Linked DNA regions of Homo sapiens: region 2 is linked to region 1. A link is an interaction called in ENCODE POLR2A ChIA-PET data of the cell type or tissue named here. Cell type or tissue: PC-9. All regions are shown on one strand. Each heading gives the region's core, and the rest is flanking DNA. Links, peaks and the distances in the headings are about the cores only. Region 1 overlaps KCTD2 (potassium channel tetramerization domain containing 2). Region 2 holds the start of HID1 (HID1 domain containing).

What was found. Peaks named below come from ENCODE experiments on the same cell type or tissue, not always from the same donor. Only the 100,000 strongest peaks of a DNase experiment are listed, where the experiment ranks them.
Region 2: POLR2A ChIA-PET joins it to region 1 with 12 read pairs; 19 of 35 experiments call an interaction of 5 or more read pairs at or near these places.

Annotation. Positions count from the first base shown.
Region 1 is chr17:75,055,546-75,058,446 of GRCh38, forward strand. The region is part of intron 3 of KCTD2 (potassium channel tetramerization domain containing 2); the gene reads left to right. Among named protein-coding and RNA genes, the nearest start is that of KCTD2, 9.8 kb to the left of the region's middle. In PC-9, for the core only: no CTCF peak of the experiment used is centred there; no DNase peak of the experiment used is centred there.
Region 2 is chr17:74,971,078-74,973,978 of GRCh38, forward strand. HID1 (HID1 domain containing) reads right to left here and starts at 1,682. Exons shown (of 19, transcript NM_030630.3): 1 at 1,514-1,682. The coding sequence starts at 1,579. All of the region lies in intron 1 of HID1-AS1 (HID1 antisense RNA 1), which reads left to right. RefSeq lists a silencer at 1,637-1,746. In PC-9, for the core only: no CTCF peak of the experiment used is centred there; a DNase peak (open chromatin) is centred at 1,094; H3K4me3 peaks cover 1,975 bases; H3K27me3 peaks cover 346 bases.

The DNA of each region.
Region 1 (2,901 bases), core at 317-2,816:
TCTACTGGCCGGGCGTGGTGGCTCATGCCTGTAATCCCAGCACTTTGGGAGGCCGAGGCAGGTGGATCACCTGAGGTCAGGAGTTCAAGACGAGCCTGACTAACATGGAGAAACCCTGTCTCTACTAAAAATACAAAAGTAGCTGGGGTGGTGGCACATGCCTGTAATCCCAGCTACTTGGGAGGCTGAGGCAGGAGAATGGCTTGAACCCGGGAGGAGGAGGTTGTGGTGAGCCGAGATCACGCCATTGCACTCCAGCCTGGGCAACAGGAGCGAAACTCCCATCTAAAAAAAAAAAAAGAAAGAAAGAAACCCTGTCTACTAAAAATACGAAAATTGTCTGAGTGTGGTAGCGGGCGCCTATAATCCCAGCTACTTGGGAGGCTGAGGCAGGAGAATCGCTTGAACTAAGATAGCAGAGGTTGCAGTGAGCTGAGATGGCACCACTGCACCCCAGCCTGGGCAACAGAGTGAGACTCCATCTCAAAAAAAAAAAGTTTTCTGGCTCTAACTGGAATATTTGGATGAATAACTGACACTAATGATGAAAAATTAACTCTTTTATCCACTTTATCTCCAGCAGTTTGCAAAAGTGAAGAGAAGGGCTTATTCATTTAGTTTTCTTCCATCTAGCTGACAGCTCAAAGGCTCCTTTTTGATGTTCAAAGGTGGCTTTGTAGTTGGTTTGCAGATTACCACTTGGAATGTGATCCAGTGTCACCAGTCTCTTTGCTATCTTACCTTTACGTGGTATCTTTCACTATTGTAGATATTTAATAGTTTAGACATTTTGGTAATCTAGCCTTATCCTCAGTTTCCCACATTCTAAAAAAATGATTGCTTACTATAGATTTTAAAGTACCATGAATTATGTAATTTGAAATGATTCAAGTCATGGTACCTGAACATTCTCCCTTCTTCGTCATTAGCTAATTCCTGGAGAGCATTATAAGATTTCTGTTTGATGACCGCAATTAAATTAATTAGTCTTCTAGATTCTGAAGGCTTGTGGATTTATACCCCTTTGGAAGCTTTTTTGTTCTAGGAATGTCAAGACCTTTTTGATGTTAACTATCTTTCCATCTGTCCTTTTTATGTAGTGAAACTGAAAAATGGATTTGATGTTATTCAAAGACACCCTCTTTTATACTTGTTGTATGTGGCTCTAAGATGAAGTTGGCTGTGTGTGGATTTTCGTTTTGTTTCATTTTGTATTTTTCTTTATTTTTTTGTGTGTGGATTTTCAAACATGTTACCTCCTTGAACTTACCTGTAGCCCCTCACACATGCAGGATTCAAGCCAAGCCCAAGATGTGGGCCTCAACCCTACCTTCGGTTTCATGACCTCTTAGCTCTTAGTGGCTGCCACCTAACTACTTTCCTCTGTTTCTTTTTTTTTCTTTTTTCTTTTTTTTTTTTTTTTTTTGGAGACAGAGTCTCGCTGTGTTGACCAGGCTGGAGTGCAGTGATGCGATCTCAGCTCACTGCAACCTCTGCCTCCTGGGTTCCAGCGATTCACCTGCCTCAGCTTCCCGAGTAGCTAGATTACAGGTGTGCACCACCACGCCCGGCTAATTTTTGTATTTTTAGTAGAGACAGGGTATCCCCATGTTGGCCACACTGGCCTCAAACTCTTGATCTTAGGCGAGCCACCAACCTCAGCCTCCCAAAGTGCTGGGATTACAGGCGTGAGCAACCATACCCAGACTCCTATTTCTTAGAATAGTATTTTTTGTAGGTGATTGATCCTGGTGCATTTGAGAGCACAAGTGGTTTACTTTGGAAGGGAGAAAAAAGAGGCAGTATAATGGCATCTTAAATACCTGGGACTTTGACAGCTGTGGCCAACATCACAGATCTTTTGTGATACTCTGAATTTTGTACTTATACAATTGGTTTCCAAAATAAGTGGTTACAACCAATTAAAATCTTCAGAGGATTTGTACTATATGTAATATGGAAGGAAATCTTTGAAATCCTTAGTACTTTGGTTAATGATAGCTATACCTCTTTTTTTTTTTTTTTTTTCCTCGAGGCAGAGTCTTACTCTGTCGCCCAGGCTGGAGTGCAATGGCGCGATCTCAGCTCGCTGCAACTTCTGCCTCCGGGGTTCAAGCAGTTCTCCCGCCTCAGCCTCCCGAGTAGCTGGGATTACAGGCACGTGCCACCTCACCTGGCTAATTTTTTGTGTTTTTAGTAGAGATGGGGTTTCACCATGTTGGCCAGGCTGGTCTTGAACTCCCAACCTCAGATGATCCGCCCACCTCGGTCTCCCAAAGTGCTGGGATTATAGGCGTGAGTCACTGCACCCGGCGATCGTTATACCTCTTTTGGAAGAAAACATAGAAGAAAAAATACAGCATTGTCGGCCGGACACAGTGGCTCATGCCTGTAATCCCAGCACTTTGGGAGGCCTAGGTGGGTGGATCGCCTCAGGTCAAGACCAGCCTGGCCAACATGGCGAAATCCCGTCTCCACTAAAAATCCAAAAAAATTGGCTGGGCACAGTGGCTCATGCCTGTAATCCCAGCACTTTGGGGGCCCAAGGCGGGCGGATCACCTGAGGTCAGGAGTTTGAGACCAGCCTGGCCAACATGGTGAGACTTCGTCTCTACTAAAAATACAAAACTTAGCCAAGCGTGGTGGTGGGCGGCTGTAATCCCAGCTATTCAAGAGGCTGCTGAAGCAGGAGAATCGCTTGAACTCGGGAGGCGGAGATTGCAGTGAGCTGAGATGGTGCCATTGCACTCCAGCCTGGGCGACAGAGCGAGACTCTCTCAAAAAAAAAAAAGGAAAAAAAAATAAAAAATTAGCTGGGCGTAGTGGCACATGCCTGTAATCCCAGCTACTCGGGAGGCTGAGGCAGGAGAATCGCTTGAACCAGGGAGGTGGAGGTTGCAG
Region 2 (2,901 bases), core at 117-2,616, 85 kb before region 1:
AGGCCTGAGCAGGTAGGAATCTAGGCCACTCCAGAGCCTTTGGTACTCTGCTGAGCTGGCCCCACTGGCCTGGCAAAGGACCCCAGCTGCCGAGCCCACAGTGCAATCCTCCAACAAGGAGTTTCTTCCCCAGGCAGGTAAACATGGGAGCCTCCCTTCCTCCCTGCCTCCCCACTCCTCTCCCTGCAGCCCTACACTGAGGGGCTAGCCCACTTGCCACCTTCCCTGCCACCCACAGAACGAAAACCCCATCCTAAAAAAGCCAAGCTCCAGAACGACCCAGGAGCCGTAGGGAATGGAGAGAAGTGCGGTCTGGTTTCTATCAAGAGCCTTTCAGCCGGGGTTGGACTCTCCAGAGGCCCTGGGCATTTGCTGCACATTTGACCCTTCCAGGGTGGGGAAAGGGGTGAGGGAGCAAGGTCTGGCCCCTGGAGCTGTGACCAGCTGGCTGTGGGAGCTGGCTTCCTCCATCCCACTCTAACCTCCAGCAGCAAGAGAGAGCCCTGGAGAGCAGGAGGTGGGGGGGCCAGGAAAGAGGAAGATCCCAGATGGCAGCAGGTCCTGTGTCCCCTGAAAATGGGGGACATGGGGAGTCAGGGCCGAGCATCTCTGTGGCCACGGTGGCCTGATTCAAAAAGCCAGGAGAGAAGGGGTGGGCAGAGAAGCAGTCTTGCTGGGGCCAGGTGGTATAAGGAGGTGGCTATTGGGCCACTTGTGGACTCACAGGAGAGTTATGAGCATGGACTAGGCTGGAGGGTCCTTAGGCCCCTCACCAGCTGACTGAGGGCCATCCTGCGGGTCCCCATCCCTGAGCCAGAGAACAGAGCACACAGGCTAACAGCCTTTCCCTTGCAGGGCCTCGGGGAAGGCCCCTGGAGAGGTCCCCAGCTGGGAGGCTGTGCTCAGTAGGCCTGGGGACAGGGCCCCCCACCAGGCTGCCTCGCTGCCCGCCACTCTTTGCGTGTTCCCAGGAAGACCTGGGCCTTCCCTGCCCACGGGCATCGACCAGGGCCCAGCGAGGCCGCTGCCGCGCACACCAGCTGTTTCTCCGACCCGGGCGGACGCCAGCCAGGCTTTGTTTGCATTGAGTCAACAGGGACTGTGCGTCCGGGACCCGCGGGCAATGAGGGGCAGGGAGGGGAGCGGACGGTGGATGGGTGGGTGGGGGCGGCGGGAGGCTGGAGATGCGAAGCTGGGGACGCCGCGGGGCGGGACAGGGGGCGGACAGCTGTGTCGCCGGCTCGGGGAGTAGGCACACGTCAGCCTAAGGTGGCAGCAGCGGCTTCGGGGAGAGGGGTGTTCCCAGGAGAGGAGGCTGAGGGTGGGGGACTAGGGCCAGGGGATGGAGCTTCCAGGTACAGGCCGCGGGGTCCCGTTCCGGCGCTGGCCTTGGCGTTACGCTCGGGGCCCGCCCGTCCCCCCATCTCCCGACGAGCCAAGTTCGCGTACCCCCGGCCCTGCCCAGCCCCCAGCCCGGCAGGTGGATGGGGACGCCGGGGCCCCCGTGGCGCACCTGCGTCTTGGTGGTGAGCTGGATCACCGCCTTCCGGAAGTTCAGCTTGGAGTCGGTCGACCCCATGTCTCTGGAGCCCGCTCCGGCCCGGCCCCCGCCCAGACTCCAACCCGGCTCCGGCTTCAGCTCCGGCTCCAGCTCCGCGGCCCCCGCGGCTCTCGCAGGAGACAAGCGGCGCGCCCCGCCCCCGGCCCTCGTCGGCCCCGCCCCGACAGGCCCCGCCCCCGCGTGGCTCCGCCTCCTGCACCTGCAGCGCCCGCCGCCGAAGACCCGCGGAGTCGGCGGTTCCAACCCAGCGCCGCCGCACGCCGGGTGCCTTCTCAGGTCCCACCCGGAGCCTCGACGCTCTTCCTTCTGCGTCGGAGCATTGTACCCGCCTCCGCTGCTACCACGCAGTCCCCAGGGCCCAAAACCCTCCTCGCAGCTCGTCCCCCGCCCCGGTCCTCACCCTTCATCTCCGCTCCGGCTCCTGGCCCACGTCTCAGCTGGCCCTCTCCATCCCACTTTCCTCCTTCTCAGTCTGTCTTTCCCATTCATGTTTTCTGAGCATCCACTCTCTTGGTTCTCCCTTTTTCTGACCTGTCAAACCCACGTGTTCAGACAGTCCCGCAGGCCCTTGGTTATGAGGGAGGGAGGCGCTGACTCAGTTTCCATACTCCAGGAAAGCAGCTCCTCGCCTTGCTGAGCGCGAGAGTCCCTCGCGGTCCCGACCCCTCTCTAGCCACCAGATTCCCAGAGAATCCTTTGAGATTCATCCATTTCAACAAATGTGCTGAGGGTCTGGTATTTGCCAACTCTGTGTCATGGACGGACACAGCGGACATAAGTAGTACAGCCTGCTCTTTATGGCGAGCAGCTAGGGAGAGGGATAAGGAAAGAAGCGGCCAGGGTACAGCCAAATAAGCCTGTAATAGAGGCAGATTAATCATCAAAACAAGGCCGGGTGCGGTGGCTAACGCCTGTAATCCCAACACTTTGGGAGGCCGAGGCAGGCGGATCACGAGGTCAGGAGTTCGAGACCAGCCTGGCCAACATGGTGAAACCCCGTCTCTACTAAAAATACAAAAATTAGCTGGGCTTAGTGGCGCACGCCTGTAATCCCAGCTACTCTGGAGGCTGAAGTAGCAGAATTGCTTAAACCTGGGAGGCAAAGGTTGCAGTGAGCCGAGATCACGCCACTGCACTCCAGCCTGGGCGACAGAGCAAGACTCCATCTCGGGGGGGGGGGGGGAATCAAAACAAGACGACAATGACGATATCTCTAATAGCTACCTCTGAGGTATTATTTTATCCCCATTTTACACTTGGGGAAAATGAGGCTTAAAGCAATTACTTGCCCAAAGCCACACAGGTAGTAAGGAGCTCATCCAAATGAGGCTGCGCTTTTT